Regions from separate parts of the Homo sapiens genome. Here regions 1, 2 and 4 are each linked to region 3. A link is a loop called in an ENCODE intact Hi-C map of the cell type or tissue named here. Cell type or tissue: MCF 10A. All regions are shown on one strand. Each heading gives the region's core, and the rest is flanking DNA. Links, peaks and the distances in the headings are about the cores only.

Region 1 (8,567 bases), core at 222-8,221, 1.0 Mb before region 3:
TTTGTTACTTTGAGATAACCCTATATTTGCATTTGAATTACTGTACACTATTGTAGTTAGTAATTGCCACTGTGTAAATGCAGATAATATTTAACTGCTTTTAAGTATAGATTTTTATTTAAGTATATACCACAGCTCTGTAAATTGGCAATTCTCAAATGGGGCCATAATCATAAACTCATAGTTTGCACATGCAATTTAAGAGAGCATTTTTAGAAAATTATCACTGCTTTGTTTCAGTTGTAGATTGGCAGTGATTCAATGTTTTGATTTTAGTCCCATGATTTAATTTTTAATTTCAAATAATGCCAATATGGGAAATAAACTTTCCATGGATTTATAATAAGCAGTATACCATAATACTGAAAAGTTTAGTTCTATCGTTGGACTATGTGGCTCAGATCTTGTATTTTCTTCATAATGGGTCAATGACCTAGGGTAATTTTCCTCGATTTCTAAAGAGCCTCATCCCTTAAACTGGAGAGAATACAAATACTTAATTGGTTAAGTTACATTTTGTGATAATAAATAAGTTAATATATTGAAATTATATAAACAAGTATTAGATAAATAAATGTTCAATTTTATTTTAAATAGAAAAATACATAGTATTAAAACCAAATAACTTGGGTTACTAGACAACAGAAAAATTTGGTTCTATTCTTTACTTGTAATTTTGTATAACATATGCAGCTTTTTGAACACTTTTTTTCTCTTTTATTTTAAAAGCATATTAATACGTGCTCTGCTTATCTCATGTGTGGGTTACGAAGGTAGAGTAATATAATATGCTTCTGTTGATAAAGTTGGTTAGTAGTTTCTAAAAATTGCTATTATTACTAATGTTAAACAAGTGAAATAGTGGATATAGTCATCAAAATTTTTAAAGCATATTTTAACATATTTTTCAATATAAAATTTCAATAAGCTTAGACTTAGGGATATTTAAACAATAACACTATCAAAACATTCATTACCATGTAAATAACAGTAGTACACTATATTGTAGTCAATTATACCACACACTACACTTCAGACTTTGTACTATACACAATCCACATAGTTGTTTCTCATTTAATTCTAACAATAACATCAAAATATACAGTGTATTTGTATTTACATTTTATTAATGAGGAAAATGAGGCTTACAGAAGTTAAGTAATTTGACCAAATGCAGAAAGCTAGTAATTTGCGAATCTGGAGTTCAAATTCTGTTTTTATGCCACAACTCAAGCTTAAACCACACTAATGAGCTGTTTCTCCAGTTTAGTTTCTTCATTAAGCTAGAGAATTATTAATAATAACAAATTGTTTGTTGTTTTCATGCCAGCTCCTGGAATGGCAAGACCTGTTGCATAGAGTACTTGACTCTGAGTCAGAATAAAGATCTTCAGCCTGAAAGAAAACAAACACACTAAAAGCACACTGGAACAAGGATAAATATTCTGTTAGATATATTATCTGGGGTTATTAATGGTGTGAACAAAAGTTCCATGAAAAAGAATTTGGAGGGAAGACTTTATTCCTGTGAACAGTTTGCAAACCAGGAAGAAAACCTTTGGTGTAAAAGGAAGGTGCTTTCCAGAGAAAAAAAGCAGGGCTTGATTTTTAAAGAGAAAGTTCCAGCCCAGGTTCCCAATCAGGTTCATTTATTCAAATGAAGCATCCAAACTTGGAAAGCCATGATTGGTCAAGGAAGATGCACTCTGATTAGTTGGTCATGTGAGTTCTGAAAGTCCCAAAGTTAAACAGAAGTAGTGGGTTTTCTGGGAATTCAGAGTATGTGTGTAACCTCTAGTCAGCAAACAGCCATTTGGTTGTATTTGACTTTAGTCTCAGCCACTTGGGATTCATTTTAAGGATTGACTTTCCCAGGTTCACATTTATTCGCAATGGAGAGGCAGAAATTAGACGTGAATATCTGATTTAAAATTATGGAAACGTAAGAGTTTGGTACAAGATTTGGGAAGTGGAAAGTGCCTGACTTAAAATAGTAACTATATGAAAACAAGTGAACAGATTGTGAGATGATTGTTCTGTATAAATAACAGGTTATTTGTTACTAGACATTAAAAACTGGAAGCTCTGCAGAGCAGAAATATGGTATATTGAGATGTTTTCAAAGTTCCTGCGGGCTAATTTTGCAATTTGCGTCTTTTAAGCTTTATGAGAGGCAAAGCAAAGCTTTCAATCCTTTTTGTGATTGTAATCCACTATTAACATGTTCTTATATAATTACAATTCATTTTGTTAAAAATACAATTTATTCCCAATTTTAATGCTCCAAAATATGTTTCTAGGTGCTTCTTACACCTAGAGAAGAGACACCGTGACCATTATGAAGCAGTGGAGGAGAGGGCAGTTCATCTTTGTAAGCATCGAATATATGCTAACCATTAGGAATATGGTAGTAAATTAAACTCTCAAGGCTCTCCCTCCTAAGAATGTTATATTTTTCAAAGAAGACATATACAAATATTTAAGTAAATAATAAAAGTATCTCAAAAGATTTGTGGCCCATTTTGCTAAAATGTTTCACCAGCTCAGAGAGAGTTTTACACAGAAAGTTACTCGGAAAACAAATTTTGGTAAGAGACCAATGTGTGTAGCATTTAATGAGCATTTATTTTCTTCCAACCCCTTTACACAAGCATATTGTTCCTGAGTCAACAATTAAAACCTTGAGGAAATTGAAATGCAATGACGATACATTACTTATAAAAGTCCATGTAACTCTAAGGAATCGGGGTTAGAATCTACTTTCCTTTTCATTTGACAATAGCATCCCTTACTTTTGTTCTTCAATAAGTTTGGCTTTTGCTCAACAAAGGAGGCAGCACTGTCAGTCCGAGAGGAAGCAACAGGACAAAATACAGTAGGAGATGTTCCACAATTTGACTGGAAAACAGAGCTCTCTGTGAGCTGACTTGTGTTGTGTGTAGGTTTGGAGAATGTTGGAGTTTAAGATACTAAAGCAGGTAGGAGCCAAGTGATGAAAGCCCTTACATGGTTTGTCAAGAATTTTGGCCTTGATCATATACAAAGTAGAAATCTCTAAAATGAGAGATGGCATTCTCAAGCTGGGGAGTCTACAAAAGATTGAATGTGGTGGTAGCATAGAGATGTAGCAGCCTAATATTTTTCCCACTTTAAAATTATCATTTAATTAAAATAACTATATTATAATACAAAGGACTAGAAGAGTCAATATTCACAAATAATCTTCAAAACTAGATAACCTTAGACATTTCTAAGCAGTTGACCCCCCAAATTTCTTAAAACGTGATTTATTTCAGTTTTTAGGTATAATTTTAACAAAACAAATAAAATTCCACAGACCGTTATAAGATTTACTACACACTACAATCATTGTGCTCTTTGATCATTATGGCATCATGTATAACATATTATAATTATGTAATGTTTATAAAATTGTACAATTAAAACATCCAGAAATTTAATGTTTTTAAAGGGTTGAAATATACTGTCTTTTGTCTGTCCTCTCTATATGTATCACACAGATATAGCTAACTTAATAAAATTCCTGTATACTTAAAATGTGCAGGTACTATGATATTTTACAATGCACATATTTTACAAAGCCTCTTAAAGATTTCAAACCATGTATACATAAACGTGTACCAATAATTTGCTGAAACATCTTTTAATTTCCAAGTTCTATATATGCTGGAAATAAGGATGAATGAACCATTTCTTACACCCAAGGAGCTGGCATCACCCTTGCATACTTATTTTGAGACTCTGAAAGAAACACCTTTATTCTTTAACAAAATTGCTTTTGAGAGGTGGATGAGGAAATGTAATGATTTAGATGGGAAGGCAGAGGTTCTTCAATGTTTTTCTGTATTGGACTTAACTGTATATAAGGGTCTTAAAACAATATTACTCCTTGAGAAAAATAGGAAAACACCAAGAGCAAAAATAGAGATATTATTTTCTTATTTGTTTGTTAGTTAAAAAATTACTTATTACTTGACAAGTTTAATTTTCATGGTCTTGAATAATCGTAATTTTCACATTCCTGCTTGTTTTGCTTACAAACACACACATACACCTCAAAGAAAACAAGTTCCCTAATATTTCAGGGTAAATAAGTAATACTACTTTTTAATTATTATTATTTTTTCATAAATTGTAGCACTTGAGGATATGTGAAAACCGTGGTATAGCTATTGTCGTTAACCAGATGATCTTTTATTTCACCAGTGTTGCTGTTATTCCACTAGGTGGCAGCCTTACCCCAGCACTTTAGGATATTCACAGACAAGCAAGCTGCTATCCACATGTGTTCTAGTTAATGTTTTCCAATAGAAATTTAGGTGGTTAGTTGGTAATAATAATTATAATAAAAAGGTGTAGTTTTCTAATGACATCAGGAAAGCCATTAACTGGAGTGAGAAGAGTATTCAAACTAAAAACGTGGCAAATTGATTTACAAATGCATTGACTACAAACAAAAATCTAATAATCTGTCCTTTCTCTTTTATTATGGCTAAAGTATTGTGGAAAATTTCACATATTTTCTGCATCTGATGACCCGGGCCTGAAAAATATCATCACTTTAATAACAAACAATGAAACTCCATTTTTTCACAAGGAGCTAAGAACACGTTTAGTTGTCCTTCATTTTCAGGGTCTCCAAAATAGCAAGAAAAGCCAAACAATACAATCCAAGATATCATTTCATTGCAGCCCTGCCCATTATTGATTTGGAATTATTCTGAAGCTTCTTTCAAACAGAAGTCATTGGAAGCTGTGGAGACGGATCCATAACGGCTTAGAAGCTTTAAGGGTTTATTTACCATTTGCCTTTAATCACTTTTCCGGCTTTGTGAAAGGACTGGAATGTCTGAAGTGACATTTCAATAACTGCAATTTTTTTCTGCCCGGTTGGAGAAGAGAACGATGGATAGCCAAAACAAGTTTGAAGTATTCCAGGAAATGCTGCAAGATCTTTGTTTTGCAGTTGAAAAAGAAATACTATTTAAAGAGATAAAAGGAAGAGCAGGGCCAGGCGCGGTGGCTCACGCCTGTAATCCCAGCACTTTGGGAGGCCAAGGCGGGAAGATCATGAGGTCAGGAGATCCAGACCATTCTGGCCAATATGGTGAAACTCTGTCACTACTAAAACACACAAAAAAAATTAGCTGGGCATGGTGGTGGGCACCTGTAGTCTCAACTACTCAGGAGGCTGAGGCAGGGGAATCGCTTAAAACCGGGAGTCGGAGGTTACAGTGAGCCGAGATCGCACCACTGCCCCCTAGCCTGACAAGAGAGCAAGACTCCATCTCAAAAAAAAAAAGGAAGAGCAGAAGTAGGAGCATATGCCAGGACAGTAAGACAAGAATTTGAATGGGCTTTAGACCAATATTGGCCTAAAAAGTAATTTTCCACTTAGGTTTACCATTACTTTAAAGCAGTTCGATGGCACGTGGCATAAGTGTGAAGAAACCTGTGTAGCTGGAGGGTCAAATAGTTCTGGAGCGAGGAACATTTCTTTAAAATTCTAAAAGTGCTTTGACAGTCATCTTTAATATATTACCTCTTCTAGATTCCTTCATTTCTGACTTGATTAATTTTACTTTCCCTAACTTCCTTTCTTTAAATTTTACTTAGATTCAAAAATATTTTATTTCAAAAATAAATATGAAAGAAAGGAAGTTAGGGAAAGTAAAATTACTTTCTTCTCTAGTCTTTTTTATTTTTAAATGTTCTGGTTTCTCTACACATTAGTTATTTTCCTCAAATTTATTTAGATATATGTATTTACTGTTTGTGTTCGCAAAATTTTTGTTTTAAAATAGAAAACCATTAGAGGTAGAAATGACATATACAGGTATATTCTTTTAAAAAACATATATAGGTATATTCTATCAAAACTTGAGCATTTTATGAACTAATTTATTATATGTGAATAAATTACTTCCTGAGAGAAAGCCCAGAACCTTGGAAAGCTAGTGTAGTTTTCAGCGTATTCAGGAAAAATTAGTTTTGTAAATAGTGCATTTAGTTCAAAATGCACAGATAATTGATACAGATAAAACTTAAATTTTAGCTTCAAATACAATCCATTAAAGTGTTATTACACTTACCAAATAAATAATTTTGGTCGAGAAACAACTACATTTCAGTTCTGATGTCACTCTTTTAATTATTTGCTGCTTGGTCAGGATTCTGACAGCAGAGATGTTTGTAAAAGAATGAAAATCTAAATCTGTGTCTCACAATACAGATTAGAATGTCACAAAGCCCCGGGCATATAGACAAATGTGTCATAGCTCCTTTGCTAAGATGATGATGATGATGATAATGATGATAATGATGTACCCGGCTATGGACACCATATTCTGCAGCAAGTAAGTGCTATATAATTTTTCCCCCAAGTATCCATTATTTTTTGATCTATTGGTTTCATACCAATTCACTGTACTTCTTATTGGATGATTAAATGATGATTCATTTCTCTAGAATTTAGAATTTTAGAAGTATTCAAGTGGCTACAAGATTCAGACATGCTACAGATGTCATATTTAGATTTTTAAAGCAGCTTAAACAATGTTTGCTATGAAGCATTCTTAGCTAGAAAGAATGACAAGGAATAGGACTTTGGCTTATCAATTCACTTTAAGCCCTGATATATTGCTTTCTCTCTCAAGGCATATATGCACAAGTAAAAAACCAACAACTAATTACTGTTACGTATCTGAGAGTATTAAAAGGAAGGCATGGGATAGTCACTTATAAAGACAATAGGAAAACAACGTAAACTACAGCAAGAAAGAACATTTTATCTTAGAGTTAAGAAAAAAAAAAGCAACCAAACTGGTCATGGTGGCTTATGCCTGTAACCCCAGCACTGTGGAGGCTGAAGTGGCGGAATTGCTTGATTCCAGAGTTCGAAACTAGCCTGGGCAACACAGTGAGATCCTCATATCTAGCAAAAAGAAAAAAAAAAAGAAAAAGAAAAGCACACAAATTTTTAGTAGTCAGAACGTAAGTAGTGTATCATTTTGAGAAAAAAGTTTTGCAGAGGAAATCCAAGAGAAAACTTAGTAACAAAATTATACTGAATAATATCAAGTATAATCATGGAAACAAAGATAATATTAGCAACAGCCTGATGTGTACAAGCTAATGGCCCTGATTCTGTGAAATTCCACTTAATTATTTGCACAAATTATAGATCATCAGTCATACCATCTAAGAATGAGTGGGTTTAGATCCCTGGAAGAAAGTACTGTCTACATATTTATAGGTACACAGTAGGCAACCAAATTCATGAACTCACAAACTCACAAGGAAACTTACACTCACAAACTCACAAGGAAGTTGAACTCACAAACTTGCAAGGAAGCTCTGAAGAGAGCCACTTCTTATACAACAATTTTTCAATTTAAACAGACATAACAGCAGATACTGAGTGTAATCTCCCTATTTTTCTTATGGACTCTTCTACAAAAGAAATTTTGCATCTTAAATAGGAAGTGAATGATAATTTTACCTATAGCTGACTCTATATTCACAAATATCAAATATGAGTAATTTCATCCATTCATTCAATAGATATTTATTAAAAAGGAGATATTTATTAACTGAAGGAGAGTTCCAGGCACTGGAGATACAATCAGAAACAGAGACACCTTGGTTCAGTTCTTTATATTGTAGTTGGGAGGAGGCAGACAATATATAAATTAAAAAATTAGTAATAAATTAGTAAACATGGCATACATTAAATTGTAATAAGAGCTATACAGAGAAGATAGAAACTAGTAAATATTTCTCTAGGGGCTAGATCATGATTATACTATAGACTTCACATAAGTAGAAACTTTGCCCTACTCATCCCCAGAGCATTAGCTAAGAGGATTTGCGGATGTGTGTGGGAAGGGAGGTGAATATATAGAGAGCAAAACTATTTTTTATACAATTGAACAGTATATGCAAAAAGTTGTGCATATTAGTGATTGCATAAACATAAATACTGGATGGAGGTTTTTCATATTTCTATATACATTTTCAAAACAAATCAAATGTCATACTTTGGCAGCTGAAAAGACCCAGTATGGCACCTTACAGAGGAAAGTGAAAATAAATAAATAGACAAAAGTATTTTTATTTCCTCCATCTGTTTAATGACACTCTCTTTCCCTACCTTTTACTAAACATGACTATGTAGTCTTTTAGTCTCAGAGCTTAATTACCTTAGGAATATCTTCCCTAACCTCTTGGTGAGATTTACATTCCTAAAATAGGTAAATACCTATTTTGCATAGTGTTCTGATCATTACACTTTAAAATGTTTACTTCTCTTGTTCCCCAACCATTTATGATCTCTGCAAGAACAGAGACTTTATCATCTTGTTTACAACAGTATTCCTAGTATTTAGAATTACCAGCATATGATAGGTGTTTAATGAATATTTATTGTATGAATAACTGAATGATGATTAAAAATAGACAACTTTGGTTAAGGTCAACTCTTCAACTACTATGCATTGACTTCTGAGCAGCTAAACTTAGCTAAAGAAAAACACAGAAAAAAAACC
Region 2 (8,567 bases), core at 220-8,219, 1.1 Mb before region 3:
CTTTGTATTTTTGTAGAGACAGGGTTTTACCATGTTAGCCAAGCTGGTCTCAAACTCCCAAGCTCAGCTGATCCACCCACCTCAGAATCCCAAAGTGCTGAGATTACAGGTGTGAGCTACTGTGCCCTGCCAGGCTGCAAAATTTTTAGCTTTTTATGCTCTGCTTCCCTTTTAAATATAAATTCCAGTTTCATGTCATTTCTTTACTCACACATATTAGCTAGGTTGTTAGAAGCAGCCAGGATATATCTTGAATGCATTGCTGCTTAGAAATTTCTTTCTCCAGATAACCGAAATCATCACTTTCAAGCTCAAAGTTCCACAGGTCCCTAGTGCAGTGGCACGATACCTCCAAATTCTGTGAGAAAGCATAAAAAAGTGACCTTTGCTCCAGTTTCCAATAAGTTCATTATCTTCATCTGATACCTTCTCAGCCTGGACTTCACTGCCCATATCACTATCAGCATTCTGGTAACAACCATTCAACAAGTCTCCAGGAAGTTTCAAACTTTCCCTCACCTTCCTGTTTTCTTCTGAGTCTTCTGAACTGTTCCAACCCCTGCCCATTACCCAATTCCAAAGCTGCTTCCACATTTTCAGATATCTTTATGGGAATATCTACTCTCAGTACCAATTTTCTATATTAGTCCATTCTTGTATTGCTATAAAGAAATATCAAAGACTGGGTAATTTATAAAGAAAGAAGTTTTAATTGTCTCATGGTTCTACAAGCTGTACTGGAAGCATGACGGCATCTGCTTGTGAGAAGGGCCCCAGGAGCTTTTACTCTTAGTGGAAGACAAACCAAGTGCAGGAGACTTACCTAGCAGGAACAGGACCAGGTCCTGTAGCCAGACTACACGGATGTGAGATTTCATTCACATCTAAAAGGGTAGATTCTTTTATTGTTACAACTAATAACCCACCCACAGAATTTTTGCTTTCTGCTCTCACAACGTTGCTTTCTTCTCAGTGGGAGGTCATGGTTTCCATGGAAGGAATACCTCTAACAGAGATGACAAATATAATTCATTTGTATTAGAAGTTGAAACTGCCACCTTGCCATTTTGTGTTCTTTGTTAAAATGAATCAACAAGCAAGGAATGAGGTGGTATGTTTTGAAATGCTTAATTATTATTAGCAAGAAGAAATGTGGATGCTATTATACAATAGGATCAAGAAGGATCATTTCTGAATATTTATTATATAATTTTAACTCTTATTTTAGATTCAGAAAGAACCCGTGCAGGCTATGTTACATGGGTATGTGGTATGATCCTGAAACTAGGAGTATGAAAGATTCCGTCACCCAGGTAGTGAGCATAGTACTGAATAGGTAGTTTTTCAGCCCTTTCCCCTTCCCCTCTTCCCCTCTACTAGTCTTCAGTGTCTATTTTCCTCATCTTTATGTCTATGTGTACCCCATGTTTGGCTCTCACTTCTAAGTAAGAGCACGTGGTATTTATTTTTATGTTCCCACATTAATTTACTTAGGATAATGGCCTCCAGATGCATCCACGTGATTTTGTTCTTTTTATGGCAGTATAGTATTCCATGATGTATATATACCATATTTTCTTTATGCGGTCCACCACTAATGGACATCCAGATTGATTCCATGTCTTTGCAATTGTAAAGAGTGCTGAGACGAGCATACCAGTGCATGTGTCTTTTTGGTAGAATGATTTATTTTCTTTTGGGAAAATAAATGTCAAAGAAAGACAGGACCCAAATTGAAAATAAACTGAAAATATTCTCTTAAGTCAAAGCTGTAAGAAAAGCATATCCCAGTAAATGGCTTGCTAGGATGAATGATAATTCTGTTCTAAGTTTTTCAAGTAATCACCAAACTGCTTTTCACAGTGACTGCACTAATTTATACCCCACCAACAGTGTATAAGCATTCCCTTTTCTCTGCAGCCTCTTACTTTTTGACTTTATGAAAGAAGCCGACAGACTGGTGTAAGATGGTGGCTCATTGTGATTTTGATTTGCCTTTTTCTGATGATTAGTGGTGTTGAACATTTTTTTCATGTTTGATGACATGAAATAAATGTTGGACACTTGCAGGTCTTATTTTGAGAAGTGTCTATTTCTGAATTTCAATGGATTTTCTAAGCCCCCATTCATTAATTTCATTTCCAATATCACAAGTTAAGGGAAAATTACAGTAATCAAAAATAAACATGACCATGAATGAATCAGAGACATCTATAATAAAATTTGAGGTCTCTCTGACAAGGAGGGAAAACAACAATAGTTGATTTCTGCCTGTGAGGTAAGGAAATAGAATCAATTTGGAAAGAAGGGAATTCTAAATGACAACTACAGCCTCAGAAGCTTTCAACAATAAATTCTATAGCAGGGATCTGTATTTTCTTTCATGCTTTTTGTGGTAGGCTGACATGTCAGCGGCTTCCAATGTTCCAGACCTCCTGGTATTCATACCTTGAGTAGTGCCCCGTGTATTAACACTGGTTTACTTCCATAACTACCTTTGGCCAAATGAGGCATTATCCAGAGGGATGCAAGCAAAACCTTGATAAATTATTTTAACTGTGACTCCTCCTTTTGGAAACCTTTCTTCTTTCCTCAGCTACTACTCCCTGAGAATACACTAGTTACACTCTCTGTTGTAAACTGTTTGACATGACGAAACTAAACTCTTTTGCTTCCTCAAAAATTTTCTTTTTCTATGTTTCTATTTTTAAATATCCAGTTGCTCAAAACAGAAATTTCACATTTTTTCTTACTTTTACCAATTATTTTAATAAACTGCTTTCAAATATCTTCATTTTCTTTCTTCCTGGGAAAACAATGATCACAGGATTATGCTAACAGTCTCATAGCAGGTCTTTTTACCTGGTTTTCATTGTTGGTCTCCATGCATTATACCATCTACTATAGTCAAACATTCTATTGTGTAAACCTTCTAATGTGTAAATCTGTTAGTAGAGAGCAAGAAACAAACAGCATTGTCAGAATGTTCAATAAATGTGTGAACAAGAAAACAAGTGATCAAAGAAACAACCTGGGAAATAACAGCTGAAATTTCTAATTACACTGAACATGATGGAACCTGAGCAATTATATATATATATTATATAAATATTATATATAAAATATATATATTTTATATATAATATATATAATATATATCATATAAATATATAATATATATATTTATATGATATATATTATATATATAAAATAAAATCTCACATGAGATTTTAAATAATTGTTACATTCTAAATTTTAGGTAATATTGTTTTAAAATTATTTAATTATTTTAAAATGCATTTTAAATATTTAACAACAGTTACTATGAGTTTAATACTTCCTATGGGTTGCCTTTAAGATATTTTTTTCATGTAAATTCCACTGTATCTCTATAGCACACATACAAAAGTCATTCTCTTAAACATATTTTTGAGGGTGATATTTATACCATTTGAACAATGTACATATACATTATTATTTCATGTATTAGACTAAATTATTCAATCTCTTAAAAATTATTAGTTTGGATTTGAAAGATTTTGAAGCATGTATATTAGTTATACTTTGCCAGCCAAAAGTGTAGTTGCAAAACTATTTAATGAGACAAAATACTACAGAGTCCATGAAACTAAATATCAGTAAAGATTAGACTGTCAGCAAGAAAACATTTTATTCCAATAGCAATGTGGTTATATGTTGATAATATTAATAAATAGGTACAAAATAGAATCAAAATTACTATAATACTTAAACCAGGTATAGTTATTTATATTATTAACAGTATAAATATTATGATAACTTTGTATAAATAAGCCTGTTAGTGAAATGTGACTATGCAGAAACCAGAAAGAAAAATATTTCACTCACATATGTTTTATACTTTTTAAGTTGGTTTTTTAGTCTCTTTGGAGATACTAACAAAGTGGAATATTTTCATTATTTAAATAAATTCTCTGTGCTTTTGAATCATACACCTGTGGATTGTGTGGAGCTTTTTTGTTGTCATTATTGTTGTTATCATTTGTTTGCCTAACTTAATGGTTCTAATGAAAAGTGCCTCTATTGTTAAAATGCCTCATGTTTTTATTTTTATTTGGGGAACAATATCAATTTTTGCAAAGAAAATAAATTATATCAGACACTGAATTATGTGGCCGGTATGTATTATGCCATTCAATCCTTATAATGATTCTGTAAGATTAATGTTGTCAATGTTATCATAAATGACAATAGAAGTTCAGTCGTAATTTACCCAAGGTCATTCAACCAGAAAGTAGCAAGACATATTTTTACTGCTCGTTCTCTATTTCTATATGTCCTATACATTATTTTTTAATGACAGTCTACCTCATACATGCACATTTAATTTCTATATTTAAGTCATATTACATTCTATTTAAATTTTCAAACTCTGAGGATTGATTTTTTTTTTTCACCCACTAAGTCCTAATTGTTAGAATGGAAATGGCCCTCTTGTGAAGCAGCACATATTTAATACATTAAATAATGTTTGAATTCTTATCCTCTTATCAATTAGTAAAGTTCTGAAAATATGAGACATAGGTGAATCGCTGTTGATTCATGGAGATAATTACTTTAAATTATCGATTGGTAATAATATTCTCAAAAGATCATACAGAAGTAATTTACATCATGAAGTTTTTGGCAATTGGAATGACACATATGTAGACTAAGGATAAGCCTGAGGGAGAAGGTACAACAGAAAAGTGAGGAGCTAAATTAAAACTCTCAGACAATCTTTTCTTACATTTATAGAAATTAATTTATTCAATGAGGTAAATGCGTATTTGAATATATATACTATTTAAGGTATGAAATTAATTATAAAGAATAAGTGTTTTATATTTCATATAATTCAAACCGATTCAACAGAAAAAAAAACTCAAATTTTTAACTAGAAATTACTTTTTCAACAAGGTTGGTCAGAAAAAGAAAATTAAAAAATTCTACTTATGTCCACGAGAGGGCAGTATTGAAACACCATAACATCACAGATGGGCCTGGCCTCGGAGGGGGGAAAAAAAGTACTTAACAGAGAAAAATGGATGCACGAAATCACTTTTTTTCCTGAAGATTAAAGAATAAAATAATTTTAATTTAATATGATTGATATATTTTCCATTGTATTTCATAATTGTTGTAAAGGCCCCCTCATGTTGTTATTGATTAAATTGATGAAAATTTAAAGTCAGTAAACAAGAACAGGTCTACGCCCAAAATGTTTTACTATATTATAAGAACTTGTGTCTAGTTATTCTAAATGAGCCTATCAGATAAAACAATTTAAATGCTACATACAATACAAACATTTTAAATACATTGTAGAGCTGATGTTATAGGAAGGATTTTACTATAGCCAAAAATTAAAAAGAAGAATTTAATAGGTAAGTACAAAGTTTTCTTTCACTCTGAAGATTCATTATAAGCTCTGAAAGTCCTAAACTTTCACATTCTTATTTTCTGGGGCCAGGTGACAAGAGAATGCCTATGGTTCCCCAAAGATAAGAATTATGAAATACCTCTTTCTTCCCATGATATGAAGCTAGGGGAGTTATTACTATACAAATTTAGACAAAAAATTAATCTGCCTTCCCCAAGGGTGAACAGTAATACATAATTATTTCAATTTTTTTAGAAAGACAGAGGACCAAACTTCCTAAGTCTCTGTAAGGCGACTTAGGTTCCCGAGGAGTTGGCAGTCACGCAGACCCCTTCTAGGCTGACCAGCAGGAAGTCTGATCCTACAACAGCTGATAAAAAAGCTTTGTCTGGCAGGCCTCATGGGGCAAGCTGCCCTCCCCATACCAGATTTGTATTTCTTCAACTTATGAGCTTTGAGAGTCCTGAGTCCTTGACTGCAACTTCTTCTGAAAGATAAGAACACCCTTACTATGCACCCAGCATGGTGTGGAAAGGGCAGCTTCCCCCGTAGCAACTGCCAGGCAAAATCTTGTAATTGCCAATGATTGGGTCTGAAGGTTCAAGCATACAATTTTGGCCTGGAGCCAGAATCCTCAGTTTCCAATTTTCAAACCTGGAACTATTTGAGCAGCAAAATAAAGAATGCAGTATTAGATTATAAACCACATTTAAAATAAATATCTAGGAGAATACACTAGTATAAATAAATGATAGAATAAATAAATAAATGAGGGGAGAAATTATTTTTATAGAAAATGTCCTAATAGTATACACAGATACTCCCCTCCAGCAGGTGAAACTAACTTGCCTCCACTCCCCTCTCCTGTCAGTTGAACTTAGCGATTTCTTTCCAGAGAATAAAGAATAGAAAGGAAAAAAAGTAACTTTATAGCAGAGAAACATATCAGACTCTACATTAACCAAGCAAACAAGGTTAACATCATTTATCATAAAGCATATTGATATCATTTGTCCCCTTGTTTTATAAGATTAAAAAATTCTTCTGACAGTAGGACACAATATCATGACAAGCAGGGTAAGGAAAATAACATAACTTTTTGTTCCCTATGGCTGTAAATGAGAAAAGTCTGCCACACAAAGAAACACATAGGGTTGCGCCCAAGTACAGGTAACAGCTGACTAAAACTGTAGGGGCAGCTTATATATGGCAAGAGGGATGGGGTTAGCCAAATCGTGACTATTTCATGTGGATTGGCTGTTTTAAAGAATATCTCAGGCTCTGAGGTATAGGAACTGTTTGTAGTTGGCAGAGAACTGGCCCTGGGGTGATGAGGGTAGGTGCACAGTATCCTGGAGTGTGAGAGTTCAGTGAGGGAAGCGTTTGGGGCATGTACTTACTCAGCTGCTCAAGTAGGGGAAGTGTTAGGCCTCTAGCCAGGGCCTCAAAATTGTGTCAAGAAAGCATTTTATATACATATATATGTATGTGTGTGTGTGTGTGTACCCCTAATATGATATAATAAAAAAGGTAATTTGCCTTGTTGATATTCTTCCCGTAAACTCATAGCCCCAGTCTTATCTTCAGGAAGCATATCAGAAAATCCCAAATTGAGGGATATTCTACAAAATATTGGGCTAGTAATCTTACAAAATTGCCAGAACAGACAGAGTTGCCAAAGACAAAATTGCCAAAACAAGAGCAGACAGAAACTGTCACAATTCAGAAGTGACTAAGGTGTCATGAAGACTAAATGCAAAAATGTGGACTAGATACTGAAACAGAAAAATAATACTAATGGAAAAACTGAGGAGAGCTGTATAACGTCTATAGTTTAGTTCTTAGTTATATGCCAACATAATTTTCTTTTTAGTTTTGAAAAATATGTCACAATATGTGCTATAATCTGAATGTCTATGTCCCTCCAAAATCCCTGTGTTGAAATCCCCACCCCAAAGCAGGTGGGGCCTTTGAGAGGTGATTAGGTCATGGGGCAGAGCCCCCATGAAAGGAATTAGGGCCGTTATACAAAAGGCCTAAGAGCCACCCCGCCCCCTTCCTCCTTCTTAACAGCCACCCCTTCCCCCATGTGGGAAAACAGTGAGAAGGCTTTAGTTCTGAACCAGAACACAAGCCATCACCAGACACCAAATCTGCTGGCACCTTCATCCTAGACGCCCCAGACTTATTATTTTCTGTGAGAATTAAATTTCTGTTTTTCATAAGCTATGCAGTCTATGGTATTTTTCTACAGCAGCCAGAACCAACTAAGATATTATGTAAGATGATAAAACTAGATGAAAATCAGTGAAGGGTATATGGGAATTCTCTGCACTATAAAAATTAAAAATATCAGAAAAATTCTTCAGCAAAAAAAAAGTAAATGAATGCTTCAGGAACAATAAGATATGAGCAACGATGTGGCAATATATGTGTAAAACTAAGGAAACATTGATTATATAAAAGAATGTTAATATTCTGGTTTTTCAGATTGAAATTGTATTGAAAGTAAAATACTGAAGTCAACTTTATACTATTCAAGAGTGGGTGACAAGAAAAGTGGTTCTTAAAGGAGGGTGATAAAAATAATGTTTAATCATAAATTACCTACACATGAATATAGCTATGTTAGACTTAAGGAAAAAAAAAATAATGTACTACTTCTATGTTGGTAAAAGAAATGAGTGAGGAAAAAATTCAATTCTTTGAACACATCATATTGTGTACCTAATATAAGCCCAACATTGTTTAGAATTCAGATATAGCATGGAAAAAAACAGACAAAAGTATGTGTCTTTGTGGAAATTTGAATCTACTTGGGAAATATACAACACATAAAATCAATGTGTATATAATATGGTATATTAGAACATGAAACTTTCTATAAAGGAAAATAAAACAAAAGAAGATGTAAGGAAAAAGTAGACAGGGGTGAGTATTAATTCAAGTAACGTGGTCAGGGGAGACTTTGAGATGAAAACATTTGAGAAAAGGAAAGAAAGAGCTACAAGAATGACCCATGTGGATGTGAGGGCTGAGGGAGGAGACAAACCATTCCAGGCAGAGGGAAAAGCAATGCAAAGGCCCTAAAATATGTACCAGGCATGTCCCTGGCATGTATCCCAAATTGCTGAGTCAGCCTGGAATACAGAGAGTACTAATAAAA
Region 3 (8,567 bases), core at 337-8,336:
CTCTCAGCTCGTCAAAGTCATTCTCCATCCTGCTTTGTTCCCTTGCTGTTGAGGAACTGCGTTCCTTTGGAGGAGGAGAGGCACTCTGCTTTTTAGAGTTTCCAGTTTTTCTGTTCTGTTTTTTCCCCATCTTTGTGGTTTTATCTACTTTTGGTCTTTGATGATGGTGATGTACAGATGGGTTTTTGGTGTGGATGTCCTTTCTGTTTGTTAGTTTTCCTTCTAACAGACAGGACCCTCAGCTGCAGGTCTGTTGGAATACACTGCCGTGTGAGGTGTCAGTGTGCCCCTGCTGGGGGATGCCTCCCAGTTAGGCTGCTCGGGGGTCAGGGGTCAGGGACCCACTTGAGGAGGCAGTCTGCCTGTTCTCAGATCTCCAGCTGCGTGCTGGGAGAACCACTGCTCTCTTCAAAGCTGTCAGACAGGGACATTTAAGTCTTCAGAGGTTACTGCTGTCTTTTTGTTTGTCTGTGCCCTGCCCCCAGAGGTGGAGCCTACAGAGGCAGGCAGGCCTCCTTGAGCTGTGGTGGGCTCCACCCAGTTCGAGATTCCCGGCTGCTTTTTTTACCTAATCAAGCCTGGGCAATGGCGGGCGCCCCTCCCCCAGCCTCACTGCTGCCTTGCAGTTTGATCTCAGACTGCTGTGCTAGCAATCAGCGAGACTCCGTGGGCATAGGACCCTCTGAGCCAGGTGCGGGATATAATCTCGTGGTGCGCCGTTTTTTAAGCCAGTCAGAAAAGCGCAGTATTCAGGTGGGAGTGACCCGATTTTCCAGGTGCTGTCCGTCACCCCTTTCTTTGACTCAGAAAGGGAATTCCCTGACCACTTGTGCTTCCCAAGTGAGGCAATCCCTCGCCCTGCTTCGGCTGGCGCACGGTGCACACACCCACTGACCTGCGCCCACTGTCTGGCACTCCCTAGGGAGATGAACCCAGTACCTCAGATGGAAATGCAGAAATCACCCGTCTTCTGCGTTGCTCACGCTGGGAGCTGTAGACTGGAGCTGTTCCTATTCGGCCATCTTGGCTCCTCCCCCTTGCTTGGCTTCTTATCCTTGAGGATTTTAAAAGTCTAATATTAGTCTCCCTATAAAAAAGTTATAGTAAAGATAATTTAAAGAGAAACTGCATAGACAACTACTATTCTTTCTGAACTTTATGCAAATAATCAGGTTACTTCTTTTGTAGAACTCATTTTGCTAATACATTGGTCCTATTATGGTTGTATTATTTTCATACAATTTAAATTGTATTTTGAATTTTTTCTGAGCTACAAGTCCAAAAACTAACATTTTCAACTTTTTTATTCCATTTTTCTGACTTGAAAGCACTAGAAATAGAAACTATGCTTTTTGTAAAGCCCTGCAAACTGAAGTTACACAAATTAAATAAACTTCGGAAGAAATCACAGCAACTTCTACATAAACAGTCTTCATGTCTGCTGATGTATGGTCTAGTCAGAATGTTCATGTGTACTCCTAATACTAATTGTAATACAGAAAAATCTATCAGATTGCCACTGCAATCCGAAGATGCTTCAGAGACTCCAGAAAAGCTAGTTTATAGACCACTACAGACTTTAACCTTTGTTTTACTTCTGTTTCCATAGAAATGACTTTTATTAATGATCTGTTTGCCTATATCATTTATGGAGGTCTACCCCGTTGGAAGTGTCATCTCTTGAAATGAGATACAGCTGTTTAACTGAACTGATCTATTCTTTGGGCTAAGAGACTGGCTCAAAAAGATATGGGGTGAAATCTTTAAATTTATTCTTTCACCTATTCCAACTTGTTTTTTCACTCCTTTGTCTGTCTCTATCTTACAACATTTAGCCTTCTCCAAATCTATTAACTTGGTTTTTAATATGTGAAACTTTTTATAGTTTCAGAGTGGGTTTCTTAAAATATAAAAATATTTTACCCCAATATATATTTTTTTGACATATTTTGAGATGGCTCTTAGAGAGGCAACAAACAGGAGTAGCCTGACAAAGCTACCTTTCATGGGAGAAATTTTCATCTATAGAGAATGTGCACTGATGTAGCCAGGGCTTCCCTCACCTAGATCTAGGAAAGATTAAAGGAGATGAAAGAAACATATATTATATATTATTTCTGAAGGTTGCCACCTGTGAGATTTCATTTATATAACAAGACCCCTTTTGCTAGCCAGGCCTAATACCCCCTGTCTGCCATTACCTGTTTTGCTGCCATAACATATTATGCCATAATCCAAGTCCCTAATTATTTTTGTTATCCCAAGATGGTATATAAGGTTCTGCACCTTACTGAGGGTTAAGTAATCTCACGTTGAGGTTACCTGTGTACATGTTAATAAATTTTATATTGTTTTTCTTTAATTAATTTGCCTTGTGTGAATTGATTTTTCAACAAACCTTTAGAGAACAAAGAGGTGTTTTTTTTTCTTTTTTTTGACTCCTACAGTTTCTATGTGTCTTTTAGTAGAATACAAAAAAAAGTAAACAAATATTCATTTTTTATAAATATATTTTACTTCACTGTTCTTTACATAGCAGTTAGTTGCATTTTAAAAGAAATTGTGAGTATTGCTATTTATTTAATAATACAGTTAACAGAGCTAAGGAGGAAATTAGAGCAATAATAAATGTGTTATCAGTGAAATAATTGCTCCATTGTGGCTTCCTCATTAAAGACCATAAGTCAATGAGCTGTGAAAAAAAAAAAAAAAAAAAAAAAAAAGAATCACTATGCATTCTTTTTTGTTTTCAGTTACCTGAAGCACCTTTTTTAAAAAAACACTTTCTATGTACCTTTTCTTTTTTCTTTGTTTTTAGTGAGTCTTTTATATGCCATATAATTATGTCTTCTTTGTGAGTCAAAATAAAAATCTTTTTTTTTAAACAGGTGAGTTAAGCTCATTCTAACTTATTATTATGAATCATAAGTTTTTTTCTCAACTCTGTAATAATATGTTATCATTTTAAAACTTTTATTTGCTACATTTAATTTTCTAAAAATGTGTATTTTTTCTTTATTTGTGTATTTGCTTGTTGTATTTAGAAAGTTTTGTATTTCTTCAAGTTCTTTACTTTTTACTTATGTTTTAATGTCTTTAAATGTTTAATGACTTACTTTATCAGTTTATTGTGATATCCTATAATACACATTTGCTTATATAAAAATAAACTTTTCCATTTTCTTTTTTCTATTGCCAAAATATATTTATTTTAAAATGCTTACCAGCTTTTTAAGTCATTACTTAGTTGAATAATACTTATCCTGTAACAGATTCTTCAAGAAAGCCAAAGGGGAAAGACTTTCCTAAGTCTGAAATGTGCTGAAAACATTTTTTTCTCAAAGATTAATATTTAAAAGACAGATGAGGTACATGTAACATCTGTGGTTCACATTTTCTTTCATTTATTCATACTCTTTTAATACTGCCTCATTGCTACCTCCGTTTGCCTCCTGGTTTTAAAAAGTCTCATGCGTGTCGGCTACTTTTGCTTTTGTAAGTTATTTTATTTTCTTTGTTCCCTGGATGTCATCATACATTTTTTCTATTTGAAATGTAATATTTTTACTATAATATGATTTGAAGTTAATTTTTCTTGGTTAATTTTTTCAGGTATCTAGTAACCACTTTCAAATCAACAGAATTATGTGATTGTTGCTGTTGTTTCTATTTCTGGAAAGTTTCTTGGAATATACTCACATAGTTTCACTCTGTGCCTCCACCCAAATCTCATCTGCAATTGTAATGCCCACGTGTCAGGGGAGGGACCTGGTGGAAGGTCATTGAATCATAGGGACAGTTTTATCCCATGCGGTTTCTCCATAGTGAGTGTGTTCTCATGAGATATGACAGTTTAAAAGTGTGTGGCAGTTCCCCCATCTTGCTCTCTCTCCCGTCACCAGGTAAGATATGTCTTGCTTCCCTTTGCCTTCCACCATTATTTTAAGTTTCTTGAGGTCTCCGTAGCCATGCAGAATTTCAAGTCAATCAAACCTCTTTTCTCAGGTAGTTCTTTAGAGCAGTGTGAAAATGGACTAATTATATATATATATATATAAATATATTCCGTAACCATGCAGAATTTCAAGTCAATCAAACCTCTTTTCTCAGGTAGTTCTTTAGAGCAGTGTGAAAATGGACTAATTATATATATATATATATTTATATATACATATATGTATATATATATATATATACACACACACACATACTGTAATTTGTTTATATTTTTGCATTTAAAAAATCTTTATCTTTAGTAACTGATAATTTAGACACTTTTGCGTCTTTGCCAATTTTCCATTTATACTAAACCTAACCACTTAAAAAAATTTTGGGGGGGGTCCTTTTTCTTCTCTTGGTTGCTTTTCTGCATTTTAATGTCCCTTATTTAATTTTATATGAATCTATTCCTTTTGGGGACTTATACAATTTACTATGATTTCTAACTTTATGTTTTCTTTTACTTTTCTGATGTCAATAAATTATCTTCAATACTCATTTTTGTCTACTTTTTATTTTTAGTTTTTGAATTTCGAATTCAACATGTTTTTACATCCTCGAAAATTGATTATGTATAACTGTTCTGTTGACTTACATTTTCTTCTTCTTTAGGGTTGTTTTTAGTGAATACTTTTTCTCCCTTTATATGTTTGGGATGTTATTTCCTGATGTTCTGCAATTGCTGTGTAAGGACTTTACTTTTTTCTTACTGATTTTTATAATGATAGAATTTTTCAAAAATTATTAGTTTAATGGTGCCCTCTTGTGTCAGAAGCACAAAGCCCAATTACTTTAACACATATATTGTTTAAGTTTGTTTGGGGGATATGGGAGGTTTTGTGAGAATGCCCAATTTATGGCTTTCTTTTGTCTCTCAATATCTTATTTTTTTTTCTTCCACAATTGCTAAATGGTGTTTTTTTTGTTTTATTTTTGTCTATTTTTCCCGCACACATAATTTATGTGTTTCAACAACTAACCTTTAAATCATAAAACTCTTTACAATTGAGCTGACTTCTTTAAATAGCACTTGTAGCTTTAAAGTGTGCTTTTTCAAGTGGCTAATTTGAAATCTCTGTCCTGTCGACCATACTCTAATTTGCCTAGACAGTTTTCCCGTGTTTTTGGGTTTAGAGTGAATTTAATCTTCTCGGTGGTTATTAAATATCCTGCTCAGATTCCTTTAGTAGTCTACTCTTCTACAGATTTTCTGTCTACATTTGCTTTTCATGAATTCCTGAAGCTGTGCTGCTGTGGAGTGGTAGCCCAAGATGCTGCAAACAGTAATTTGTTGGTATTTCAGTTTTACTCACTGTTATTTTGTAGTTTAATATGCTCTGTCTTTCAGTTATGCCAAGTGTACACCTTAATATTGAAACTCTTTTTCCTATCTTGTTCTTTCCTATTAAGTGGCAAAAATATTGGGAGACATGTTTTGTTATGCATCCAACTTTGTCCTTCCATACATATCTTATAATCTTTTAAGAGTGACACTTCAAAAAGGAATTAGCCTTAAAAAAAATTTGTCCCTAGAGCAAAAAATAAGATTAGAAAATCAAACAATGTGGCCTTAGGAAAGTTATTCATCATTTTAGTGCACCGGTGTCCTCATCTATAAAATGTAAATAATAATAGTGCCTAACTCATAGGGATTATTACAAAAACTACATAAAATAACAAGTCTTTATAATATTACCAAATACATTTGTTGGTAACACATTAAATTTTATCTTCTCATAATCTTTAGTATTATGTTAATTTTTACTTCAGTGAAAAGAACTGCAGTTATTAAAATTAATTAATATTATGATACATGTATATATATATACATTAAAATAGTATGCCATCAAATAATATTGAAATACATCAAACTAGGATTTTTTAACATAGGTTTTTAAAAATTAATATAATACTATGTCTTTTAATTTACAATTGAAAGTGCATAAAATTCATTACACTACTTGCATCTTTAAGAAAATACATTAGAAATGTTCAAAAAATATATGTGTATATATATATAAAGGCAAAGCTCAATGAATTTTTTTGGCAAAATATTCCTATTTATTTTATTTTTTGAAAATAAATAAAAGTGTTTAAATTGCAATAAGTTCACAAAATATTCTTTTGAAACAACAGCTTCAAATATCATATTCTAAAAGAAAATTATGAATAGCTCTGTTTTTACAGTGGTTTCTTCTTAGATATTTGGTTTTATTCATGTGTTTTATTCACTGATTTGTTTCCATGCTTTAGGTATTCAAATTTCGATCAGTATATATAGTTAAACATTAAAAGTAAATAAATAAACAACTGACTTTGACTCCCATTCACCTTCCATTTGCTATTTTTAAGAAATCAAAGTCTATTTTTACTATCTTAAATAAAAATATATATTTTTACATATTTATATATCATACTGTAAAATATTCATAAATATATAAGATTTTATAAGATACAGATAATAGATTTATATGTGTATAGTTCCTGCTTAATAAATAACAGAAATAACATTTGAAAAACATAAATATTCAGTGACAGATTATATTCATAACATGAATGAAATTAATCTCTGCTAAAGATTTTAGTGTACCAAATGTTAACATATTAGTTTGACAAAATTAAGTTGAATAAATAATGTGAACTTTCTTCTTTTTTCAATCGAATAAATTTTTTAGACACTACTTTGTAGATAACTATTTATTTACTTTAGATTCTATTAAAAGAATTTATTATGAATGTCTGTTATAATTGCAAGTTTAAAATTGTATATATTTATGGTAGAAAATGGTATATGTATACATATGTTTTAAGTATATATTGTAAAATGACTACCACGGTTAGCTAATAAACATGTCTGTCACCTCACATATTTATGTTTGTGTGTGTTAAGAACATTTAAGATCTGCTCTTTAACTATTTTCAACTATACAATACAGTATTATCAATTATAGCCATCATGCTTAACAATAGATCTCAAGAATTTATTCACCCTATCTAACTGAAACTTGTATGCTTTGGCTAACAACTTCTCATCCCCCTTTCTTTCCAAGGCCCTGGTGCCCACAATTATATTGTCAGCCTCTGTAAGCTTCACTATTTTATATTTCGCAAATGAGATTGTGCAATAATTTTCTTTCTGTGTCTGACCCATTTCACTTATCATAATGCTCTCCAGGTTAATCCATATTGTCACAAATGGCAAGATTTAATTCTTTTTTTAAGGCTAAATATAATTTGATTGTGTATATACACCAAATTTTTAAACCATTCATCTGTTGATGAACACTTAGATTTGTCTCAAATCTTAACTTTTGTGAATAATGGTACAAAAAGCATGAGAGTGCCAATATCTTTCTAACATATAGATTTCAGTTTTTTAATCTATACCCAGAGGTAAGATTGCTGAATCATAAGGTCGATCAATTTTTAATTTTTTGAGGAGACTTACACTGTTTTCCTTAAAGGCTATACTAATTACATTCCAACCCATCATGTACCAGGGTTGCTTTTTCTCCACAACTTCACGATTTGTTCTTTTATATTTTATACATATTTTAAAGTACACAGAATTCAATTTCAAAATTGTAATAACATATACCACAAGACTGAATAAAATCAACAGGAAACACGATTTGTATAAAACATATTTTCTGAATGTGCAATAAAACAAAAGTCTCTTCAATTGTGAAATTAGTCCCTGCATCATTTTTGTTGTGCTTCACTGATAAAGGAATAATTTCCAAAATTATGTATTTTGCCAAAACCATTGTAATATTTTTATATAAATTAACAAAAACCACAGAGCTATGCACATAACAATCTTAATATTGTACTTCTGAGCCCATCTCAGAGATGACTAACAGTGAAAGAAACAACAATTCTTACAATCTTAACCATATTATTCTACTTACTTTATAAAAACGGTCTAATGATTACAACTTACAAACTTTCACTCAATTGACAACTTGCTAATAAATGGTAAAACTGCAACCAGTACACATAATATTTTTATTATAAAACTGTCAGACTGTAAACAATATTCTATACACATTTTTGAGCAAAAATCCAATTCAAGTTTTATTTTGTTTTCTGAAAATGACCTTAGTTTTCTTCCTTCTAATCAAATGCATAAGTATAAATTACTTTTGTAAAGAAATATAGATATGCAAACCTAATATTGGAAAAATGTCAACCTTAATAGTTTTGTTCATTGTTTTAATATGTATTTGTAAAGCATTATTTGTTGCGTATGTTTTTAGATAATGTAAATTGATATTTACTTTGGAAATTCTTTTAAAGCATGCATGATAACATAAGTAATTTCACTAGTGGTTTATTTATAAATGCATTATGTATATATGTATAAATGTGGACTATCTCCTGATTCATTAAAGAGAGAGCTGATGTTCTATATTTTTGCTCAAACTATCTTTTAGCAGGGAACTTGTAATACATAATGCATTTTAAAATTTCAGAAGGAGTATGAATATTAAAAAGTACTCATTCCACTGAGGAAATAATGACCTTGAATTTGATGGCTGGTTATTACAATTTTGTTCTGTTTATGG
Region 4 (8,567 bases), core at 439-8,438, 190 kb before region 3:
CCTTCTCCATGTGGCATTTTTATCTCTGTGAAAGTGTGCATCCATGACAAAGAAGGCATATTGAAGATTTCTGTTTCTCTCATATTATATATTTAGCAATGATATGTGTATACATGTTTGAATTTATTAGCATCTATCTGCCCTTAAAAAACCTAAAGTTTCTCAATAGTTAGCATAACTCTTCTCACACAACAGTCATTGAATACACAATTTAGACATTCTTCTGAGTTTTGGACAGGAATTTTAAATTTAATATTTTTAGTATTGAATCTTCTTACCCGCAGCCTTGATACTGATCTAGAATTGTTTTTCTATGTTGAAAGCTCCAGTCTCCCAATTGATACAGATTCAAAAACAGAAGTCATTCTAGTAGCCTTTTCTCTTACTTCTATATCCACCTACTCATCGAGTCTTATTGATTTAATATTGTATAATCCATCTCTTTACTCCTACTACCAATACATTAAAATTTCATAACATTATATAAACCCTACTGGAAGTCTTTTAATTGGTATCAATCTCCAGACTTGTCTCCCTCAGGCCAACCTCAATACTGCTAATGTGTATTATTTATAAAAATGTAAGCATTTACTTATTTTAGTAATCTGTTTTATTAGTCCTTTCTCACACTTATATAAAGACACCAAAAAAATCATCCAAGAGTGGGTAATTTATAAAGAAATTAGGTTTAGCTGACACAGTTCCACAGGACTGGGAAGGCCTCAGGAAACTTGCAATCATGGTGAAAGGTGAAGAGGAACCAAAGACCTTTTTCACATGGCAGCAAGAGAGAGACGTGCAAGCAGGGAAAATACCAGACACTTATAAAACCATCAGATTTTGTGAGAATTCACTATCACGAGAACAGCATGGGGAAAACTGCTCCCATGATCTAATCACCTCACTCCCTGGACATGTGGGTGTTACAGGTCCCTCCCTTGACACCTGGGGATTACAATTTGAGATAAGATTTGGGTGGGGACACAGAGCCAAACCAGATTATCTGTGCTATCATCAGCATGTAAACCACTTCTCTTCATGGAATATGTAACGCTTTTTCTTAATTGTTTATCAGGTTCATCCTTTGTCCCTGGTGTTTTATCCTAAATTTATCAGTCCTGCCAAAATACCTGTAATTTCTTAAGTGAGCTATGGTGTCTTGTTCATAGCCTTTGTAAATGTTGTTATTGTACCAGCAATTCATTCTTCCACCAATTATTAAGAACTATTAGGTGTCTTGTATTTTGGTAGGCAATGAGAAGACTAACTCTTATCTATGTCAATAAAACTTTTTTATTCTTTCGAAATGTAGCTTGATTATTAACTCTACCAGAAAAATAATTTCTTCTACTACTATTCTTACCAATTTGTTTGTTTTGTTTCTCTGAACTCCCACATATCCATATCCTGGGAATATCTCTACCACAATAGTTATCATATTGTTTTGTAAATTTTTATTGTTTGTTCTTCTTCAATTTAAATAAATTATTACCATTGAATCTATTTCTCCACCCAGGTCTAATTCTTGAGCTTATTAAATAAAATGAATCTTGAGACGCATTCACACTATTAAGCAATCATAAAATCAAGGCATTAAAAACAAATAATGTAAATGCAGCATTTTGGAAGTGCATATTGATTACTTTTTTATGATCTTTTTACATTTTCAAAAAAATGTATCTCTACTTTTTTTGAATTAAATCACTACATATTACTCATGTACCCAGTCCTTTCATATAGGTACTCCCCCAGATTGAGGATGTAACTTGATAATTTGTTTTAAATTAAGATCTCAACTTCGCTTGCATGTTTGTTTGTTTTTGTGCCCATATATGGTATATTTAATTATTTCTGGCATGTCAATGTCACGGTCATGACTTTGGCCATGGAATTTCTCTATCATTAATTTAAAGCCATAATAAAATATTATAAATGAATTTTAGATAACTAATTTTAAAACCCTAATAATGTCATTTTTTTAAAATGTCATATGTATAATGCATGGTTTAATAGCTCTGTAGTGGACAAGGATATGGGAAAAAAATCTGTCTAGGGCTGTGCTGTTATCTATATTATATTATAAAAAGATCCTTTCCTGACTAATAAATGGAAAATTACATTTTAGTAGCAGTACATGCCAATCTAATGTACTTTCAAAGTATCCCTTCATGGGCACAAAACTGAGGAAAACAGCATATTTTAAAACTTGGCTCATGATGGCAGCTCTTCACTAAAAGCTAATTATTCTGGAATATTCTGGTACTAAAATGAATCACAACTGCTCCTCATCCACTGGAGTCTCATGAAACACTTTCGAGGCAGAAATGCAGTTTAGTTGAAATAACCAAAGGAATAAATGCTCCCCCTGAACCTAGTTTAACAAATATTGTGGTTGCCATAATGCTTATGATGTTGATTTGCTCTGCAAAGTTTCTCTTAAAATTTGCAGAGTGTTTGGAATCAAACATGGCTGGTTTTATTAAACTAGAAATGCAGAATTAAAGATTTCAAATGAATTTATACCAAAGCATTGGTTTTCAATTGTGCTCAAAAAAAAATTATCACGAATTATCAGGTCAACATTTATCATTTTTTATTTTTTATGTTTCATTTTTATCTTTTGTACTGCTTGAGAGTCATACTGAAGTGCCCATGTTGATTATACCATTGTTTAATTGTAATTAGACTTTGTTGCTTCCTAGAAGCTTTACAAATATTGTTTTTTCAGAATTATCAATTGGTAGGTATTACTTTTTATACAATTATATTTTTGATTTTAACATATTAAAAAATATTTAAGAGACAATAATGTCCCAAGTTTTCTTTCTTTTTTTAAAACATCATGTTTTGTGACACATTTTTTAGGGAAATTACGTGTTAGGAATATATACTGATGTATATCGACATCCTGTTTAGGTGCTCTATATGCATTATTCCAATCTACCCTTAAAATCGGTAAAGCAGATATTAGGTTGTAAGTTTGTATGAAAGACATGAGATTTAAAATCTTGACAACATTACACTATGATAGAAGAAAAAACAAGTAAAGATCTAAATCCAACTTTGGGTACTTGATCATCTCAATAAATGCATTTTGGAACATTTAGAATTGTTATTAGTGACTTTATTTTGAAAGTCTCCTTCTTAAGAATAGAAAGCAAAAGTTGTGTTCCCTAGACTGAATTTGACATTCATATTCTTTTTTTTTTTCCAGTAACTTCAAGTAGATGCCTTCATCGAAATAAGATGTCTCATTATGTTTTACATTTCAAGCTTCTCTTGAAAAGGTAATGTGCAGCAATACAAGGCAACAACAAACAGAGTCATTACCTCTGACAATATATATGGTTTGCAATTTCCCCATTCCAGCATGCACTTGTTCACCTTACTTATTTCCCTCCATGTTTCTGATAAGCATCTCCTTGTGTAAACATCCATTGCTTCTTCCAGAAATCATTCACCTTACATCCACCAGATGGCAGGTTATGCTTACTTCGCTGTGTAGAAAAAGGGAGAGAAATTGGATAAAGTTTATGACTTTAAAATTTAAATACAAAAAAACTGACTAACCCAATTTGGCAGCATTTTGGCATTATTCCCATATTCCGTGGTTTGGTATACAGTGTTGGAAGACAATTAATTCTAATTTTGTTTCCACTGTGGTCATAAACTTAAACTATTTGGAAAAAACAGAAATTAAAAAAAAAAGAAGAAAATAAAAGCATAAAAGAAACAGAGACAGAAGAGAAGCAAGAGAGAGAGAGAAAGAGACAGATATAGAGAGAAGATAGTATGCAAAGCCTTTTAAATTTATAGTTCTCTCAAAGGCTACAACACTACTTTTTCTGTTGCTTGATGATTTCGGACAATGAACCGCAAGTTAGGTTTTTTTTTTTATTATTAACAAATAAAAACATTGACAAGTATAGGAAAATATGGGGCTGGCATTCGTAGTGATTAGGGGTTCAAAGTTGAAGACTGTTTAAACTATAATGACCTAACCATTGCATCAGTATCGTGAGTTCAGTTAATCAATTTTATTTTATACACTAATACTATATTCAGTAACTGAAATGAAGTAGAGAATCATTGTCAACTATGAAGTAAAAGTCTGATTACTAAATAATACATTAATGAGCATAATGGTTAATTCTGATTACTATTTGTAAGGAACTTTTCTTGGTATGTTCTATATTTTGATTAATTGACTCTTTATAAAATTATGCATGATTAATTCTATTATTTTCTCCATTTTTCAGTTGAGAAAATTAAATACAAAGATGTTAAATAGAAACCAGGGTTAAGTCCACAGATTTCTAAGGTAGAAAGTAGAAGAGCTGGCTTAATACTGTGTAGCTCAAGAGCTCCTGATTCTAATTACAATTTTGCTACTTATCATGAATCACTTCATCTTCAAAATGAACTATATTTCTTAATGGAGAGAAATAAAGACTGAAATTAGTATCCACCAAAATCCTAATGTTGATACTCTGTGGTGTGTGGGACTATAAATTACTTTATTTGTGCCTGTGGGTGCCTGTTTCTGTGTATGTGTCTGCTTGAGATTTTCAAAATTTGTAGAATAAATTGTTATTTTGGGAATTAAAACATTGAGGCATAAGTTTTCAAAACATGTTTACTGAAAATGTTATTATAGTTATAACAGCTTATTATATCATGATATCTGTTAAATATAGACATGACTAAAAGAAATTATCAAATCTTTAAAATAGTCTTGTAGTATTCTGTATTTGGAAAGGAGGTAAGATTTTTGTTAATATTTACATGTCTCATAAATGTTTATTCAATATGTAAATAAGCAAATAATGATTAAATAATTAAAGGCAATTTAGTGTTTCATTATTATTTGTAAACACAAAGAGAAAAGAAACAGAAAGAAAACTTTGACATCACTAACAATTTAATTAATAATATAATATGTAGCACATACAATATAATTTGTATTTCCTATAATTTTAGATATTTTTTAAAAGCATAACTCTAGTTTTGATGACTGATAACATCAGATGTTGAGATAAACAAAAATAGCCTCTGCTCTTACTTATTTATCTGAAAGCCAGTATGTTTGATATAGATTGCATATTGTCCCTCCCCTAATCTTATGTCAAAATGTAATCTCCAGTGCTGCAGATGGGGCCTGGATGGGAGGTCATTGGATCATGGGGGAAGAGTTCTCATGAATGGTTTAGTATCATCCCCTTGGTACTGTCCTCATGATTGTGAGTTCTCTGAAATCCGGTCATTTTAAAGTGTGTCCCCACTCCCTATCACTCTCTTGCTTCTACTTTGGCCATGTGAAATGCCTGCTTTCCCTTCAGTCTTCTGTCATGATTGTAAGTTTCCCAAAGGCTTCTCCAAAAGCTAAGGAGACACAAGCATGATGCTCCCTTTACAGCCTGCAGAACTAGGAGCCAATTAAACCTCCTTTGTTTTTAATTACCCAGTCTCAGGTATGCCTTTTTAGCAATGCAAGAACAGCCTAACACAGAAAATTGGTACCATGGAGTGGGTCATTGCTATAAAGATACCTGAAAATGCGGAAGCAGCTTTGAAAGTCAGTAACAGGAACAGATTGGAAGAGTGTGAAGGGTGCAGATAAGACAAGAAGATGAGGTAAAGTTTGAAACTTCTTAGAGACTGGTTAAATGATTGCGACCAAAATGGTGATAATGATATGAACAGTAAAATCTAGTCCGATGAGGTCTCAGATGAAAATGAGGAATGTATTGGGAACTGGAACAAATGTCACATGTATAATGCCTTAGCCAAGAGCTTGGATGGACTGTGTCCATGCCGTAGGGCTATGTGGAAATTTGCACTTGAGAGTGATAATTTAGGGTATCTGGTAGAAGAAATTTCTAAGCCGCAAAACGTTCAAGACGTGGCCTGGCAGTTTCTGACAACCTACACATATAAAAGAGAAAATAACTTACTTAAAGCTGGAGTTTATATTTAAAAGGGAAGCAGAACATAAAAGTTTGAAAAATTTGCTGGCTGGTTATGTGGTTAAATAAAAAAAAGAATTCAACAAGGCTGCTGAACAACTTGCTAAAGAAATTCACATAAAAATAAGAAGACAAGTGCTAATAGCTGAGACAATGGGAAAACTGCCTTAAAGGTTGTTTTCAGAGATTTAAGAGGCAGCCCCTCTCTTCACAGGCCTTGAGGCCTATGAGGACACAATGGTCTCCTGGGCTAGGCCCAAGGTCCTGCTGCTCAGTGCAGTCTGGGATCATGGCTCCCTGCATCCCTATCTTCCAGCTTCAGCTGTGGCTCAAAGGGCCCAGGCACAGCTTGAGCCACAGCTCCAGAGGGTGCAAGCCGTAAGCCTTGGCAGCTTCTACAAGGTATGGTGTTAAGTCTGCATGTGCACAGAATGCAAGAGTGAATGAAGCTGGGAAGCCTATGTGTAGATTTGAGAGGATGCATCAAAAAGCCTGGGTGTCCAGGCAGAAACCTGTTTCAGGGGTAGAGTCCTCACAGAAAACCTCTGCTAGTGCAGTGTATAAAGAAAATATGGGGTTAGAGCCCCCATACAGAGTCTTCACTGGTGCACTGCCTAATGGAGCTGTGAGAAGAGGGCCACTGTCCTCCAGATTGGAAGTTTTTCTTTTCTCTTTTTTCTCTTTTTTTTTTTAACAGGCTCATAGGTGGAAGAGACATGTGATTTGGGAGGGGCCAGGGATGCAATGATATACTTAGGATATCATCCCTGCCCAAATCTCATGTCAAAATGTAATTCCCAACGTTAGAGTTAGGGTCTGGTGAGACATAATTAAATTATGAGGGCAGATTTCTCATGAATGGTTTAGTATCATCCTCTTGGTGCTGTCCTCATGATAGTGAATGTGTTCTCTGAGATTTGGTCAGTTTAATGTGTGTAGCACCTGTTACACCACTCTGTTGCTCCTGCTCTGACCATGTAAAGTGCCTGCTTCCCCTTTGCCCTTTGCAATGATTGTAAGTTTTCTGAGGCTTTTTCACTAGCCAAGCCCATGCCAGCATCACACTTCCTGTACAGCCTGCACAACCATGAGCCAATTAGCTTCTTTCCTTTTAAATTATCCAATCTCAGGTATTTCTTTATAGCAATGCAAGAATGGCCTAACATAATGTTGGAAAGAATATTGAACCAATAGTCTAAGGTCTATATTGATATTCAATTGTTCTGAAAATTTACTCTGATACTTCTAAATCTCGGTTTAATTATCTTCATTGTATTGCATTAAATGTGATACTGCTTGAAAGTCAAATCCCTCTCAAAGCTGTAGATTACAATTAAAGTATAAAATTACATTACTACTAGAATAAAACTGTGTTCATAAAAAGTTAAGTTGACTAGTCTTTCTTGCTCTTAAAGAGAGATGGAGATTAGGCATTATTGTGTCTTATACTGTTCTAGGCTAATTACATTTACTATTTTTCAAAGAGCAGATACTGTTCAACTGCTATTTTAGCTAAGTTTAATTTTTGCAATAAAATATATACATGTAAATGAAGGGACTAATTTTCTTCCTCCTACCTTGCTTGTCATTAAATCAGATTTATTACATTCAAATCTATAGTTTGCATAATTGATCCTCTTGTACTCCTACATTTAACAAAGAAAATATATCTTTCAGAGTTTTACAACTGTTAAAATGTTTATGAATACACTGCATTGTCTTAATTATACTTGATTATTTCAATCAGGCACATAATAGATTATGAAAATGTCTACTAAACAATCAAAGTAATTTAAATAAAACACTATTTTTACTCTAAAATATTGTTTAAATAAAATTGTTTTAAAATAGTCTCACAAATTTACTCTGGAATCAAGGCTTATGAGATAGAAACATATTGTTCAGTCAGTTATCTTTCCATTTAAAAATAACTGAGCTCTTTACATTTTATTTTTTCTGTTAATTATACATGTAATACGTAGATCATGCTTAAATGACAATAATAATTTTAATAATACTTAGAAACATAATTCATGCTACTAATCCTAGCTTTCATGCTATTTAAAACATTTAATTTACTTTTCTTCTTGGGAATACTTCTGCCAGGCTGAGTCCATTTATCTAAATTAAATTTTATACACTTGTAATATTCTCACCTTTAAAATTCATATTAGTATAATGTACTCAAATTTCTTCTACTTGGAGAAATTACAGATTTAATCTTGTAAATTTAAACTTGAAATTGATATCAAAGTGCCCAGTCATATTTGAGACAGCCCATTTGAGAAATGTAATAAATAATCTATAACTATTAATGTATCAGAAACATTGTGGTTCACTGAACAAAGTACAAAATTGGTGAAATGAAAAAGATCTATATCTTTATTATTTAAGTACATGATAAGCAACAGAAATGAATTTTCTGAAATATTTCAGTTTCTTTTTGTTCTTCTAGTGACAAGAACATTTTGTGAGATAGAGAGCTGGGTTACATTTACTATTTCAGAGTAAACTTCTCCAACTTTATTATTTAATCCACCATAGGTCATTAAATGGGCTCCAAATTATCAATGATTTCTTGAATTACTATAAAAGGCATAT

What was found. Hi-C counts contacts between places; a loop is a spot of excess contacts. Peaks named below come from ENCODE experiments on the same cell type or tissue, not always from the same donor. Only the 100,000 strongest peaks of a DNase experiment are listed, where the experiment ranks them.
Region 1: a loop joins it to region 3, with 16 times the contacts of the local background. A loop is called at or near these places in 8 of 110 quality-filtered maps.
Region 2: a loop joins it to region 3, with 8 times the contacts of the local background. A loop is called at or near these places in 2 of 110 quality-filtered maps.
Region 4: it touches region 3 in a loop (10-fold over the local background); 7 of 110 quality-filtered maps call a loop at or near these places.

Annotation. Positions count from the first base shown.
Region 1 is chr4:64,535,127-64,543,693 of GRCh38, reverse strand. No RefSeq gene overlaps it. Among named protein-coding and RNA genes, the nearest start is that of TECRL, 130 kb to the right of the region's middle. In MCF 10A, for the core only: a CTCF peak has its summit at 4,245 (motif pointing right); a DNase peak (open chromatin) is centred at 4,253.
Region 2 is chr4:64,581,579-64,590,145 of GRCh38, reverse strand. No RefSeq gene overlaps it. Among named protein-coding and RNA genes, the nearest start is that of TECRL, 180 kb to the right of the region's middle. In MCF 10A, for the core only: a CTCF peak has its summit at 5,004 (motif pointing right); a DNase peak (open chromatin) is centred at 5,005.
Region 3 is chr4:63,524,992-63,533,558 of GRCh38, reverse strand. LOC105377253 (a long non-coding RNA gene) reads left to right here and starts at 3,818. Exons shown (of 3, transcript NR_188408.1): 1 at 3,818-3,902. In MCF 10A, for the core only: CTCF peaks have their summits at 4,567 and 4,775 (motif pointing left); no DNase peak of the experiment used is centred there.
Region 4 is chr4:63,712,480-63,721,046 of GRCh38, reverse strand. No RefSeq gene overlaps it. Among named protein-coding and RNA genes, the nearest start is that of TECRL, 690 kb to the left of the region's middle. In MCF 10A, for the core only: a CTCF peak has its summit at 3,446 (motif pointing right); no DNase peak of the experiment used is centred there.